2 separate regions of the Homo sapiens genome follow, and region 1 is linked to region 2. Evidence: chromatin loops called from intact Hi-C (ENCODE). Cell type or tissue: PC-9. All regions are shown on one strand.

Region 1 (8,000 bases), 210 kb after region 2:
CTTTCTCCCTCCCTTCACAACTTTTGTGAAAGCATTTCATTCCCTCCTTTCCTCATTCTTAAAAATCAATCTTGGCTCAACTGCAGTGTTCTCTCCATGGAAATCAGGTCCCAGGAAGGAATTGTCTCCAAAAGGGTGTCCCTTGAGCGTCCTCAGCCTGGGCTGCTGGATCAGGATTGGATGTGCATTTGTGTCTCTGGGGCAGGGTGAATTTCCAGAGCAAAGAGCCTGTCAGGTGTCTGGGGCCCAGGGGAAGAGTCAGGTGGAATGGGCTGGGACTGTCCCAGGAGGAGCCCTGCTCCCTGGGTAGTGTCTGTGTCTCCTGCTGCTGGGCTCACTTGGGAACCTGGAATAGCACAGCTGCTTGGGTAGACTGGATGTGGGATTTGGGGTGAGGGGCAAAAGTGTCACCTCCAACTTTCCACTTGCAGTTGGAGGATTTTCTAGGAATTTGGGTTTGTCACAAGTTCCTTGTCTGATTCAGGACTCTGCAAATGCATAGCACAGGTAAGGGGCGAGCTGAGCAACCAGGAGGAAGAACAGGGTGCTGCTGCCCAGCCACACTGCCTTGGACAACAGGCTCCTGTCCTCCTTTCTCAGACCCTCCAACCTCCACCCCAGGCATGGGGGAGGATGGCCAGAAGGTTGCTTCTTCATGTTGGAGATCCTGCAATTGGCAGTTTTTAGTCATTATGACAACTGGCACTGCAGTCACCCCATTCATTCCTTCAACAGAAATTGTTGACCACCTGCTATGTGCCAGGGCCTGTGCTACGCAGTGGGATAACAGGGGAGAACAAGACAGGCAGCGTGCCTGCCTTCAAAGAGGCTTCTTTCTATTGTGGGGAGACAGACAGTAAATACTTTTAAGTAACCAAGACTATCAGATTATGACATGCAATGGGAAAGAAATACCACAGGGTGATGTGATAGAAAACATATGTAGGTCAGGCAGTGGTGGCCCTAGATTGGGAGGCCAGTGAAGGCCACCCTGGGGGAGAGGATAGCTCAGCCCAGGCCTTGAAGGCTGAGGAGCCAGCTGCATAAAGACCTGGAGACAGGGGATTGCAGGTAGAGGGAATAGCAAATGAAAGCCCCTGAGGCCAGAACAGGGGCAACAGCTATGTGGCTGGAGAGGAGAGACTGGAGAAATCAGAGGAGAGCCAAAGCCTGGTAATACTGGTTAGAAGCCTGGATTTTATTGCAGGCGATGCATCCATCAGAGAGTTTTAAGTGGGGGAGTGACATGATCTGCTCTATGATTTTAAAAGATTATTTGGGACACAAGAAACGGTAATCATAGTTGCCCCAAGGGAGGGAAATGGTGGCTGAGGGATGGGATGGAGAAAAGATTGTTTTTGCTGTAGACCCTTTTGTCCTTTCTGAATTTAGTACCAGGTGGGTATACAAACCATCCCCCAAAACCTCCCAAAAACGTGGTTAACAAAGAACAGTTTATAACCTGGAAAATTACATAAGAAGTGAAAAAATCAGGATATAAAACTACAGAGTACAATCTTAATCTTGTACAGAGAATTGTAAGTATACACATGGCTATCATGCACACACGCAAGGACAGAATCTGGGAGGATGCATCAGAATATTTACAGAGGTTAGCTCTGGATACTGGACGTATGGATGGTTTTAATTTCTTTCTTTATCTTCCATTTGTTTTTTCACTTTTCTACAATGGTCGTGAATTACTTTTGTTTGTTTGTTTGCTTGTTTGTTTGTTTGTTTTGAGATAGACTCTTACTCTGTCGCCCAGACTGGAGTGCAGTGGTGTGATCTTGGCTCACTGCAACCTCCACCTCCTGAGTTCAAGCAATTCTCCTGCCTCAGCCTCCCGAGTAACTGGGACTACAGGTGTGTGCCACCACACCTGGCTAATTTTTTTGTATTTTTAGTAGAGACGGCGTTTCACCGTGTTGGTTTGGCTGGTCTCGAACTCCTGACCTCAAATTATCCCGCCCTCCTCGGCCTCTCAAAGTGCTGGGATTACAGGCATGAGCCACTGCCCCCGGCCAATACCTTCCTCTTAGAACTGTTGGGAGGCTAATGGCTGATGATGTCTGCGGCAGCAGTGCTCCATGAATGGTAAGGGCTCTGGGGTTTTCTGTTGCCAGACAAGTGTCGGTTGAGCTAGGCCTATTCCACCAAGGGATCTAGGTGTCCTTGCCCTTGAGAGGCTGACACTGGATTCTACAAAGATTTTCTCCTCTCTGGGGGTGCTTTGAGATCGGTCCTTATTGGGCAGCTCCCCTGGGTAAGTCTCCAGGAAGCTGACACCACCGGAAAAAGTGGAATTCAAATGCAGCTGTGCTCCTGAGCCCCCTCCCCCAGCCACATTCAGGGGTGAAGCTGAGTGTTTGAAAAGGGCTCTGTGCTGGGAGGGCCGGCCAGGCACACAGTAAATCGTGCTTTGAATGGGAGTTATTTTTGTGCCCAGTGTTTGCTTAAGAGGGCTCGCTCCTGCCTGAACTCGTTGCGGTCCTCACCCTTTGCTAGTCCCCTTTCTGGAACCCGGATGTGTCAGCCAGGGAGGCCATCACAGTGCCTTTTACCAGATGGGGAACTAGACCCATGGAGGATTGCTTTCCCTCTCCTGTCAGCTCCCTGCCCCGAAGCAGGAAGGCATGCTCTAGATGGTGGTCTTTGCCTCGGTGACTACCCCCCTTTTGACTGGCCCTTCCTTAGTTCTTGGGAAGACTTGATTCAGAGATTGCTATAGGCCAGCTCAGCAGGGTTCCTCCGACCTCTGTCAGCTTCTCTGATAAAGAGTGACTGCTTTTTAAAAAATGCAAATACTTTCTCTGAGGAGCAGAGATATGGTAGTTCCCTCCTAAGAGCACTTGCTGTATGCCATGGACCCAGCTTAAAGCCCCATGGTGATGAAGCCTTTGCAGCTCCCCTAGGAAAAGATTTCTGGGCCGGGCACGGTGGCTCACGCCTGTAATCCCAGCAGTTTGGGAGGCCAAGGCGGGCGGATCACGAGGTCAGGAGATCGAGACCATCCTGGCTAAGACGGTGAAACCCTGTCTCTACTAGAAATACAAAAAATTAGCCGGGCGTGGAGGCGTGTGCCTGTAGTCCCAGCTGCTGGGGAGGTTGAGGCAGGAGAATGGCATGAACCCGGGGCCAAGATCGAGCCACTGCACTCCAGCCTGGGTGACGGAGCAAGACTCCGTCTCAAAAAACAAACAAACAAAAAAAAGATTTCTGTCCAGCCTGTGGTGTGGTCCACAGCATAGAACATTTTTTTTTTTTTTTTTTTTGAGACAGAGTCTTGCTCTGTCGCCCAGGCCTGAGTGCAGTGGTGCAATCTTGGCTCACTGCAACCTCCGCCTTCTGGATTCAAACAATTCTCCTGCCTCAGCCTCCTGAGTAGCTGGGATTACAGGCATGCGCCACCACGCCCGGCTAATTTTTGTATTTTTAGGAGAGTTGGGGTTTCACCATGTTGGCCATGGCTGGTCTCGAACCCCCGACCTCAGGTGATCCGCCCACCTCAGCCTCCCAAAGTGCTGGGATTACAGGTGAGAACCACCGAGCCTGGCCTCACAGCATAGAACCTTGTAGCTACCACCTGCTACTCCAGGTGGCTCTCCCGCCTTAGTGGGTGGCAGGGGGTCCTTCCTGCTTTAGGAATGCCCTGAGGCCTGCCTCCCTGCTCACTCCTGGCAAGAGCACATTGTGGTGCTGTCAGGGAGGACCTCCATGGTCTCAGATGGAACAGCAGCAGTGGTCAGACCTCCTAGAGGCTGTGAGGTGAGGAGGAAGTGGCTGAGGTTTCCCCTGCCTCCTCCTAAGGTCATCCATGGGCAAACCAAAGCTGCAGGATGTGCTGTGTGTGTGGCCTGGTATCTCAGAGTCCTGGGTGTGCACAGGGTGTGCACAGCTAGGAGACGTCCCGAGATCTGTACCCACATGTTGAGGGCTTCAGCCAGGGGTGTTTTTTGGGGGAGCGGAATTTGTGTGGCATAGTAGAGGAAAAGAAGGAAGAAGTGGGGACAGTATCTCCAGCTGCCACCTTTCTTCCCAAATAGCTTTGGATACCCAGGCCCTTTTGGTCACAGGAAGTCTGACACTGGGAAGTCATCAAATTTGGAATTCAGTTCCCTCCACTCTCCCCCCAGCGGTGGCCTTAGCATTTAAATAGCCTTGGCATGAAGCCCTATAAACTGCCCAAGGGATTGGGGCAGGGTTAGGGGGAGGGGTATTGGTGTTACCCCCAACATTGTCCCCCTGTGTCTTCTGGGGACATGTCCAAGCTAGGGTGTCAGTGTTTTGGCTTGAGAGGAGAGAGGGGAAGGGGCCACAGACTGGGCAGGAGCCCTCCTGGCTCCCCTCCCGCTCTGGTGGTTTTGATCGTAATCCCTGCCTGCCAAGCCTGGAGCTCCCTGGGGGATCCGCCCCAGAGGAGGCCCGACTGTTCTCCTCCCCTCTGCCTTACCTCCCCCAGTCCCCGCCCCCTGCTTGACTCAGAATGGAATGTGCAGCCTGTGGAACAAGATGGGGTGAGAACTAGTTCCCAGAGGGCCTTGGTCCCGCCCCTCCCATCCCCCAACAAAGGGGGTGAGGAACCTGGAGGCAGGGCCTGCTCCCAGGTATGGCTGGTGTTTCCCTGATGCAGACTCAGGTCCTGTGCTGAGTTGGTGCAGAGGCAGGCAGGTGCTGTGGGGGTCCAGGACTAGCCATTTGAAGGTTTTCATATAAGTCCACCATGCGGGGCAGGTGCTGAGTTAGAGAAAGTGCAGCAGGCAGAGCAGCTCCAACTCCAGCTTCTGTAGCTGGGGGTGGTCAATATCCTTTGTTGACTTTTTTTTTTTTTTTTTTTTGAGATGGAGTTTCACTCTTGTTGGCCAGGCTGGAGTATGCAATGGTGCCATCTCAGCTCACCGCAACATCCGCCTCCCAGGTTCAAGCAATTCTCCTGCCTCAGCCTCCTGAGTAGCTGGGATTACAGGCATGCGCGACCATGCCTGGCTAATTTTTTGTATTTTTAGTAGAGACGGGATTTCTCCATGTTGGTTAGGCTGGTCTCGAACTCCCGACCTCAGGTGATCCGCCTGCTTTGGCCTCCCGAAGTGCTGGGATTACAGGCATGAGCCACCACTCCCAGCCATGACTTCTTTCTTTTTTTTAAAGATCGTGGCTCATATTCGTTTTCTTATTTCTGTAGTCTCTAAGAGTAATACAACAATGTGTATCACTTTCGTCATCAGGATGAAAAGGATTTAAAATAAATCTAATATTTCCAGATAGTGAAACAGAAATGTCATCAGTGTTTGTTTCCACGGAAGACCAAGAGGAGTCACGGTTTGACCAGCGCTAAGAGGGGATGTGGCAGGAAGAGTGGTTGTGCAAATGTGTCAGACTGGGCTGATGCCCTTTCACGATGACAACTGAGTGGGCCCCACGGACCCCCTGGCGGGCTCTGGGGGTGGGGGTTGGGGGGTTGCCTGGGACTCATGGGGCCTCCTGCTTTGGCCCTGGCGCCTAGGAAAGGCTAGACAGGGAGGGGAGCCTTGGCGTGAGCTGCCCTCACACTGACTTAAAAGCATTAACTCTTGCCTGGCCACACAAGGCAGGACCTGGCACTCCTCAGAGTGGAGGGTGAGGAGGGTTTTCTGTCTTAGCCCTCAGCCTGTGTGGGGTATGAGGTCCCCCACCCTCATGCGAACAACCTCTCCCCACCCTCCAGCCCTACTGAAGGAGTCTGAAGTCACTCAACCATCCTTGTGAGGTTTTGGTTCTGGCCTGTTCCATGAGGGTGGGGTAGGGTGGGGAAAGAAGGGGGAATAAAATGTAGTGGGGAGGGGTGGAAGGAAGCCTGTGTGCAGGTACAGCCGTGGCTCAGAGGCAGGTGGGGTGAGGGCAGTGGGGCTTGAATAGGGCGCTGTCGAAAGCAGAGGGAGTGGCCCCTTCAGCCCCTGCTGTTTCTCAGGCTTGCCCGGCTCCTCTTTTCTTGGCTGGTGGTGGGGTGTGTGTGGGGGGGAGGGAAGCTGAGTGTGATGTGTGTGTGAGTGTAATGTGAGTGTGATGTGTGTGTGGGTGTATGTGTGGGGGGCCAGGTGTGTGTGTGTTTGTGAAGGGCTGAGCGTGATGTGTGTATCTATGAGTGTGATGTGTGTGTGTGGAGGGCCAGGTGTGGTGTGTGTGTGTGTGTGCACATATGTGTGCAGGCAGGCAGGGGCCTGTGCTCTGGAGACCCTGGCCAGGCTCCTCCAACCCATGGGAACCAGGCAGGGCCTCCGAGAACTCCAGGGAGACAGTGAGGACATTAGACGGATGTCAAGAAGGAAGGGAGAGTAGAATGGAAGAAAAAGGAAGAGTCAGAACAGCCAGCTTCTGGTGCCCCAAGCACGTTGGGGTTTCAATCCCAGTATACCTGGGGAGGAGCAGTAGTGGGCTATCACCCCCTTCCCTCCTTTTGCTGTCAACTTTGTTTCCGGGGCAGTCATGGAACCCCAGCCATCCCCCTCGCCCGGGAGCACTTAATATGGGAGTGTCTGGCCAGGGCAAGGGGCTGAGGAAGAGAAAGGAGAGGTAGAGAAAGACCCAATGGTGGGCTCCCTAACTGGGGCTTGTGGGGCAGGGAGAGGAGGCCTCTCCTCCCTATCCAGTAAACTCCTAGGGACCAGAACAGGAAACAGGGTCAGAGAATAGAGAAAGGGGACCTGTGTCAAATCTTGACTTGGGTAGAGGTGGGTAGCAAGAGGGCTTTCTGTTTGATATCTGAGTAGACAAGGGATGGACTTGACTGCTCTCGGCCAGAGAATCCTTGAAATGGGTGTACAAGTCTAGGTGAATGGGCCTTTCTTAGAGTTGTGCAGTGCACAGTCTGTACAACTGTACACGATAGCCTGTTGGAACTGGCTGAAAGCATCAGGGACCTTTGGTTTTCATAATGTAAATTCCCCTTCTCTTCTACTGGGTTCACCTGACCTTAGATCCGTACTTCTCACCATGGTGGCACCCTCCATTTGGGGCTCATTTTGGCTATCTGTGTTACCCTTTTCTGGGCACTGATTAACTTGAAGTTTGGAGAACCAGAATTGTGTGTGTAGTGGGGAAGGGGGTTGTGTGTGAGTGTTGGTGTGTTTGGCAGTTTAGAGAGGGTCTGTTGGACTGTTGACACCCTTTATTGAGCCTGAGTCCTCTTGGGCCAATTGGCCACAGGTGTAAGGAGCCTCCTGATTCCTGAGTCAGGACTGATGGGGTTTAGGAGCTCTCAGATGGGGCAGGTAAGACTGAAAGGAGGCACGTGGGGAAGAGAGGAAGTTTCTGCCTCACCTGACAGCAACCCCTGCCCCAGGCCCTTCTGCTTTTCCTCAACCCACAGGGTCTTCTTTATATCCCTGCCTTCCTCTCTCTATCTCCCATCATCTAAACTCATCCATTCCTTGCCCTTCGGGATCCGTGCTCCTTGATCTCTAAGGAGATAGCTTGGATAGTCAGCTTTACCAATCTAGGTGTGTGGACAGATTAACAGGTAACTCCAGAAGCACATTGGCCTTTTAAGCAGCCGCGGGGCCTTACTAATCCAAGAGGTGATTGAAAAGCAAGAACTTGAGGTGGAGATGGAGTGGATGTTGGGGACTGCGGGGGCCTTCTCTGGTCCTCCGTCCCTGAGGCAGGTATGTAGGGAGCACCTGCCTTGTGGCTATGCCGGGCCACCCTGGGCTGGGGCTGAAAGACCATGAAGCCAGCATAGCCCTGACACAACTTGGAGAAAGTGAAGTAAGTAACTGATACCAGTACTGACAAACTGAGGGGAGGGAGGGACAGGGCAGGATGTTTCGGGAGCACCCACGAAAAGTTCCCTGAAAGACATAACATAAAGATCTGGAGGGTGGGGAGGAGAACAGGTCAGAGGGAAGAGGAGGTCATAAGGGTAGGTCCCCTCCACATCTCCCAGGGGCCCCACCTGGGCCTCTAAGGGCATGTCAGATGGTCCTATTCCTCACTAAGGACCCAGGCACACTATGACTTTGCGG
Region 2 (8,000 bases):
GTTTAGAGCTATTGTATTATTATTTCCTGCCTTATTGAATGGCACCAGTTTCCAGTTCAGCTTACTAATTGATTTCTCTGCAGCTACCTCCAGTTTGCTTTCCAGGCCTCACTCATCTTTTAAAAACACCAGTCTGAACATATGTCATCCCTTTGCTTGAAATACTGCAATGACTTCCTGTTGCTGTTAGGATAAAAAAAAATCTAATGATTCTGCAAATCTAATGATCTTCATGATCTAGTCTTATCTCCCTCTGCTCATCTCGTATCACTGCCTCACTTTCTGAGCTTTAGCAACACTTGTCTTATTTCAGTTCTTTGAATCTGCAGATTTGCCCAACCATTAATCTTTGTATATGATATTCCTTGTGTCTGTAGAGCTCAGATCAAATATCACTTCTTTTAAGACAGCGGTCCCCTAGGCCAGGTGCAGTGGCTCACACCTGTAATCCCAGCACTTTGGGAGGCCGAGGCGGGTGGATTACGAGGTCAGGAATTCAAGACCATCCTGGCTAACATGGTGAAACCCTGTCTTTCCTGAAAAAAAAAAAAAAAAAAAAAAATTAGCTGGGCATGGTGGCGGGTGCCTGTAGTTCCAGCTACTCGGGAGGCTGAGGCAGGAGAATGGCGCGAACCTGGGAGGCGGAGCTTGCAGTGAGCTGAGATCACGCCACTGCGCTCCAGCCTGGGCGACACAGCGAGACTCTGTCTCAAAAAAAAAAAAAAAAACAGTGGTCCCCAACCATTTTGGCACCAGGGACCGGTTTTGTGGAAGACAATTTTTCTGTGGACTGGGGTGTGGGGGATGGCTTTCGGATGATTCAGGCACATTACATTTATAGTGCACTTTATTATTATTACATTGTAATATATAATGAAATAATTATACAACTCACCATCATGTAGAATCAGTGGGAGCCCTGAGCCTGTTTTCCCACAACTAGACAGTCCCATCTGGGGGTGATGGGAGACAGTGACAGATCATCAGGCATTAGGTTCTCATAAGGAGTGCGCAACCTAGATCCCTCTTTGCCCGGTTCACAATAGGTTTTGCGCTCCTATGAGAATCTAAGGCTTCCACTGATATGACAGGAGGCAGAGCCCAGGCGGGAATACTAGTGATGGGGAGTGGCTGTAAATACAGATGAAGCTCCGCCACCTCGCCCACTGCTCACCTCTTGCTGTGTGACCCAGTTTCTAACAGGGACCAGGACTGGTACTGGTCTGTGGCCCAGGGGTTAGGAAGCCCTGCTCTAAAAAGTTCAAAGTTTAATTTGGTTTTGCTGGGGATGGGGGAAGGCGGGATTATGTGCTCCCTGAGTTTGTAGTAAAACCTTTATTATTGAAATTATTTTATTAGTGTCTCTCCTGTTATCAGATGCTTCACCGTAAGTGTATGAGTCATGCCTTTTTTGATCCCAGTGTGCTCAGTACCTAACTCAATGCCTGGCACATAATAGAAACTAAAAAATATTTGAACAATGAATGGTATTTCTTTCTTTTGTTTTTGGAGACAGAGTCTCTGTCGCTCAGGCTGGAGTGTAATGACGTGATTTTGGCTCACTGCAACCTCTGCCTCCCAGGTTCAAGCAATTCTCCTGCCTTAGACTCCCAAGTAGCTGGGACTACAGGCGTGTACCACCACGCCTGGCTGATTTTTTGTGTTTTAGTAGAGACGGGGTTTCACTGTGTTGCCCAGGCTGGTCTCTAACTTCTGAGCTCAGGCAATCCACCTGCCTCGGCCTCCCAAATGCTGGGATTACATGTGTGAGCCACTAAGCCTGGCAATGAATGGTATTTCTTAACCCAGTTAATGAATGGTCTTAGGATTCACGGTTTCATCAAGACACACTGAATCATTTCTGTTAACATCCCATTCACTTGAGGTTTATTTAGGCATTTTGTCTTTATTTGTTAAATGCTCACTAATACTTTTATCAGTGGTGGGTTTCAGGTGTCTCTCTTTCAGACCCTCAGGATTCTCTTCAACCTGAACTAGATATATGGAAAGTAGATTCTGAGAAGCAGTATGGTGTTTCGCTGGCTGCTTCCTGCTTAGACTATTTTTATGAAAGCCTGGGTTTTTTAGATTTATTGTTATTTATTTATTTATTTTTTTGGAGACGGAGTCTCACTCTGTCTCCCAGGCTTGAGTGCCATGGCACAATCTCAGCTCACTGCAACCTCCACCTCCTGGGTTCAAGCGATTCTCCTGCCTCAGCCTCCCAAGTAACTGGGATTACAGGGCATGCCACCACACCTGGCTAATTTTTTGTATTTTAGTAGAAGACGGGGTGTCACCGTGTTGTCCAGGCTGGTCTCGAATCCTAAGCTCAGGCATTCCACCCACCTTGGCCTCCCAAAGTGCTGGGATTATAGGTGTGAGCCACCATACCCAGCCGGGTTTTTTAGATTTAAAGATGTCTTGCCAGGACGGGCAAGCTTAGCCTTACTGAGGTCATATTATTCATAAATTATTTACCAACTGTTGAATTCCCATGGTAGTATTTATCCTGTAGAATAGAATGTTATTAATACCTGCAGAAGCCTGGGAAAGTAGAACAGTTTAATTACTGTTGGAGTTGATCAACGTGTCTCAAACCGTTCTACCAGTGAACACCAGTGTTCCTGAAGATGTTTATAAATTTCTCAGAAAAGTATTGTCTTAAATAACCTTAGGAAATTTTGGGTAAAACAGGTTTGTTTATTGTAGGATGGAGTCTTTTTTTTTTTTTTTTTTTTTTTTTTTTTTTTTTGGAGATGAATTTTGCTCTTGTTGCCCAGGCTGGAGTGCAATGGTGCCATCTTGGCTCACTGCAACCTCCGCCTCCCGGATTCAAGCAATTCTCCTGCCTCAGCCTCCCAAGTAGCTGGGATTACAGGCACGCGCCACCAGGCTCTGCTAATTTTGTATTTTTAGTAGAGATAGGGTGGAGTCTTTAATATACTAACAGCTTTAAGAATGGAGTTATAATATGCTGTATTTCCCAAACTTGACATACGACTCATTTCCAAACTTTTATTACAAATTCAGCATTGGGAAATGTTGTATGAGGCCTATTGAGTTGACTTAGTCCATAGAAATGATATTTGTCATGAAATGTCATCTACCTATGTTAGTCTCTTGAAAAGATAAATGTATTCTAATGGAGCCAGAAAGCCTTTCACTATATGGACACTTGAAAATGTTCACATATTTTTATAAGAAAGCATTTTCAAAATATTGTTCAAAAACTGGATACAAAATTCTGAGAGTAAAACATCTGAGTGTGTGGCTATTAATAGCTTTTTGTTGTTTTTGTGTTGCAGGTCGGATCATGCTAAAAGGAGATAATATTACTCTGCTACAAAGTGTCTCCAACTAGAAATGATCAATGAAGTGAGAAATTGTTGAGAAGGATACAGTTTGTTTTTAGATGTCCTTTGTCCAATGTGAACATTTATTCATATTGTTTTGATTACCCTCGTGTTACTACAAGATGGCAATAAATACTATGGGATTGTTTGTATTAAAAAATTTACATTGCTTCTTACTATTCAGCAGTAGAAACTTTTTACACAGTAACACCATTCGTTGCTGGTATTTAGTTTTCTGAAGGGTCGCAGTTGCCTTGAGCACTTGGTATTCGCAGAGCTTGGACCTGTAGATTTTGAGGCAGATTAGGAATTCTGCCTGATGGGTAAGCTTCCAGTATTGGGAGGTGGAGAAGGGGAGGGTTCAGAAAAATAAATAAGAGTTATTGCACTAACAAAAGTCTTCATCACTTGTAGTTCTGGATGCTGGAATACCAGAGTTTCTAACCTAAATATGTTGGGTACATTATTTAATGGGGTCAGTATTGCTCAACACTCTCATTGAGTCACTGTGAGGTCTTTGTGAATTTTATCGCTAAGATCAGAATGTGAGAAGTATTTGGATATAGGGAAAGAATGAAGTGCCTTTCAAGTACATTAAAAATCAGTTAAGAGTTTACAGGAAAGAGACTGAGATTGGTAATCTGAAAAGGACCACAAGCATAGCTGGTAGGCAAATTGTTAGGCAGAATAATGGTATGTTGGAGAAATACACCTGTCTCTTATTCTTATCTCTTAAGAATTTTGGTTCTTCCCCCAGTGATTGCTGGTTGAATTCTTATATGGACAGGTTTCCCTTCCCCCAGTATCGCACATGGTTCTAGTTAGAATCCTGTTAGATAGTGAGCATCTGCTGTTAGCTAGACACTGTTGAATCAATACAGTGAAACAGACAGGTAAGCAGGTGGTTTTAATGCCTCATTCTAAGTGCTATTTAAATTGGATCTTGAAAGATGAATAAGGCCTGCCTTAAGTTCTGCTAAAGGCCATGTTGTTATTAAGGACGGGTGAGGAAGGACCAAGAAGTCTGGCTCCTGCTTTTCTACATGCCTGTGAAGGAGACTTTTCATGAAACTGAATAAAAGAAATCCTTTCCGAGATAGAGGAGATTTGTAGGTGAATGCAGAAGTGTATCCAGCTTTGAACCATGCATTCCATCTATATTCCTCCTGTCTGAACTCATGCTCTTTTGATTATGTTTTGAAATAAAGGGCTGCATTAGTTCTTTTAACATTTGAGTTTGAAATTAATTAAACTGATCACAACATGCAAAGAAAACATTGGGCAGCAGAGGGAGTTACAGCCCTGAGACTGCTTCAGCCCTGCTGGTGAGAAGATTGAATTGAAGCTTTTTCAGAGCAGAGCAAAGACCTCCCTGCAGCTTTCTTGGCACCAGAATAGCTGGGAAGAAGGATAAAAGCCCAGAGGAGTATAATCTCTAAGAAAACCTGCTGGCTGCCTTTTCCATTTCCCTGTGTGGCCTTTCTGACCTGGCTGCCCTGTGGAAGCAGAGCTGTGCCTGCTGTGGCTTATTCTGAATGGATCAAGACATGGAAGGTTCTATTTTTGACAGAGCAAATGATGATAGTGAGAATTAAGGTACAGTGAACTCTTACAATTGAGCTCTGTATTTAGAAATCTCTGCTTGCTTTCCTGCTCTACTGGAGCCTGTGGTGTTTGCTTTTTAAGTTGTACTTTTCCACCATCTCTAGATTGTTTCTTCCAACCAGAATTTACGAGAGGCGTTGCTCTCTGCCTCGTTAAGGTTACTAAAACATCCTGCTGGGAAGCTGCTCTTGTTGGCAGCCCTGGGTTATGTCAGCTTTTCTGGAATGGCTGTTGGTTGCTGAGGGGGTCTTGATAGACACCCCTAACCCTCATAGCATTCTTGAAGCAGGGGGTGGGAGGAATAGAGAATCAGGCTCTGAAAGAAAAGTGGTGATGTGGGCCTGCTGTTCAATTAGTAGCAGGTAGGCAGAAGGAAAAGTTTGAAAATCATAGGATATTGTGCTTTGGGGTGCCAGCTCTTGCCATATCACACTTGTCAACAGTTTCAGGATTAGAGAGTGTACCTCTAATTTGGATTAAGGCATTATGGGCTGGGAAGTGTCATGGTGGGGTAAGCCTAATAGCATCTCAGGTTAACTGGATAACACAGGCATTTTCCTTAACTAAACTATCTACTCATTCATGCTTTTGTGAGGAATTGCTTGTTAGAACTTTATTGTTGAGACAGAGTCTTGCTCTGTTGCCCAGGCTGGAGTGCAATGGCACAATCACAGTTCACTGTGACCTTGACCTCCTGGGCTCAAGTGATTCTCCCACTTAAGCGCCCCGAGTAGCTGGGACCACAGGCACACACCACCAAGCCTGGCAGTTTTTTTGTTTTTTGTTTTTTTTAATGGCAGAGGTAGTTGAGGCTTTATTTTGGAAAAAACAAAAAACAAATTGTTTTATAGCTGGAGTCATGGGCCAGGGGGGTACCCCAGGCAATAAACTCCCTCCATGAGTGGGCTGAGAGCTAGGACTGAGCCTCTCTTAGGTGAGGCTATGTTCACTTCTGTTCCCTATGCTCCCCTGCACAGTGGCCTCTTCCACAGGCTCTGGGGCATCCACAGGAAGGGATGGGCTGGGAGGGGCTGCCATGGCCATTTACTTGGGCAGGACATCAGAGGACTTGGACACCAGCTTCCCATCTCGCGTCTCTATTTTCTTTACAACTACGGCACCTGGAGGAACCCTGGAGAAGCTGGTGCGGCTGAAGGAGCTAGAGCCCCTGCCAGAGCCAAAGCTGGAGCCTAGCCATAGATGAGGCCAGGGCTTGTGAGGCCCCATAGGCCAAGCTCAGTGCACCTGAGCAGCCATTGGTGGTCTTTATATATATACTTATGTTCGGCATCCCAGACTCCAGCCTGTTCTTGTTGCCCTCCAGCAGCTTCATGTAGGTGGCAACCTCTGTGTCCAGGGCCAGCTTGACATTCCTCAGCTCCTAGTATGCCTGCTTGGGGGTGGTGTCTTTTAAAAAAAAAAATTATTTTTAAATTTTTATTTATTTTTTTGAGACTGGGTTATAAGACTAGCTAATTTTTGTATTTTTGTTAGAGGACTTTGCTGTGTTGCCCAGGCTGGTCTCGAACTCCTGGCCTCAAACAATCCATCTGCCTCGGCCTCCCAAGGTACTGGGATTAACAGAGGTGAGCCACTGCAGCCAGCCGCATTGCTGTCCTTAATGGCGGCTCCCACGCTGCTTGGCATTCGTGATGGCAGCCTCCAGGGAAGTCTTCTGGCCTTTGAGGCTCTCAGTCTCAGCCTGGAGCCAGCTGATGTTCTGGTTCATTTCAGAGATTTTTGTCTTTGTGCGACACATCATCTTCATGCTTCCCAGCCAGTGTCTGCAGTTCCTCGTACTTGATCTGGTGTGTGTTCTCAGCCTGGCCCAGCTGTGGTTGGCAATCTCGTACTGGTCCTTGACCTCAGTGGTGATGCTGTCTGTGTCCGTGGAGTGGCTGTTGTCCATGGACAGGACCACAGATGTGTCCAAGATCTAGGACTGCAGCTCCTGGATCTCCTCTTCATACAGCTGCCTGATGAAATTGATCTCGTCAATCAGCCCTTCCATGCAAGACTCCAGCTCTACATTCTTCATGTAAGCTTTGTCCGTAAACTTCTTGATGAAGACAAATGCATTGTCCATCTCTGTACACTTATTGATCTCATCCTCATGCTTATTCTTGAAGTCCTCCAGCAGCCCCTCCATGTTGCCAAGCTCTGCCTCCAGCTTCAGCTGCTCCTGGCCCAGAATGTACAGCTGCTGCTGAAGGTTGTTGATGTAGCTCTCGAGCATGTTGTCCATGTTGCTCTGTGCCGTCTTCTGCTGCTACTGGAGGCTACACTTGCTCTGCAGCATCTTGTTCTGCTGCTCCAGGAGCTGTATCGTGTCAGTGATGGAGGCAAACTTATTGTTAAGAGTCTTGATCTGCTCTTTCTCCTGGGTACACATGGCCTGGATGTTCGGTTACACCTCCAGCTTAAGGGGGCTCAGCAGGCTCTGGTTCATCATGATGGCTGTGATGCTGCCCATTACCACTGGCCCTGCTATAGCCTCCACTCAGACCCAGGCCACCCCAGAAGCACTGCTGCTACCCACTTGGGAGAGCCTTGAGGAGCTAATGCAGCATTGGGCCTATTCATTTAGAAGCAGCTGCTGAAGACCCAGGGACCAGAGGTGGATACCTTGTAGGACTTCTGGGTCACCCTGATGAACATGGTAGAGGCAAGAGTGGAGGCAGATGGTCCAAACCAGGCAGAGATTTGAGAGGGAGTAGAGAAGCTACATCTAGGTATAATTTTTAATTTTTTTTTTTGTAAAGATGGGATCGCACCTTGTTGCCCAGGCTAGTCTCAAACTCCTGAGGTCAAGCAATCCTCCTGCTTTGGCCTCCCAAAGTGCTGGGATTACAGGTGTGAGCCACTGCGCTCAGCAAAACTTTATTTTTAAGGTAGCTTGAGAACTTAAGTCTATTAGTACCTGGAGATGAACTTAAAAGTTATATCCAATGGAATTATTAAAAATTTAAAAGTATTAGCTTAGTACATTTTTATGATCAAAATCCAAACAGTATATAGAAATAGAAAAAAAATTGCTCC

What was found. Peaks named below come from ENCODE experiments on the same cell type or tissue, not always from the same donor. Only the 100,000 strongest peaks of a DNase experiment are listed, where the experiment ranks them.
Region 1: it touches region 2 in a loop (6-fold over the local background); 48 of 110 quality-filtered maps call a loop at or near these places.

What each region holds. Positions count from the first base shown.
Region 1 is chr1:204,076,089-204,084,088 of GRCh38, forward strand. All of the region lies in intron 1 of SOX13 (SRY-box transcription factor 13), which reads left to right. Among named protein-coding and RNA genes, the nearest start is that of SOX13, 7.0 kb to the left of the region's middle. RefSeq lists enhancers at 1,412-2,340, 2,341-3,269, 4,353-4,647, 6,057-6,984. In PC-9, no CTCF peak of the experiment used is centred here; a DNase peak (open chromatin) is centred at 4,553; H3K4me3 peaks cover 2,738 bases; H3K27ac peaks cover 7,652 bases.
Region 2 is chr1:203,866,569-203,874,568 of GRCh38, forward strand. It overlaps SNRPE (small nuclear ribonucleoprotein polypeptide E), which reads left to right. Exons shown (of 5, transcript NM_003094.4): 5 at 3,309-4,584. The coding sequence ends at 3,364. It also overlaps the pseudogene KRT8P29. Among named protein-coding and RNA genes, the nearest start is that of SNRPE, 9.0 kb to the left of the region's middle. In PC-9, CTCF peaks have their summits at 4,617 (motif pointing right) and 4,823; DNase peaks (open chromatin) are centred at 3,863 and 4,663; H3K27ac peaks cover 2,318 bases.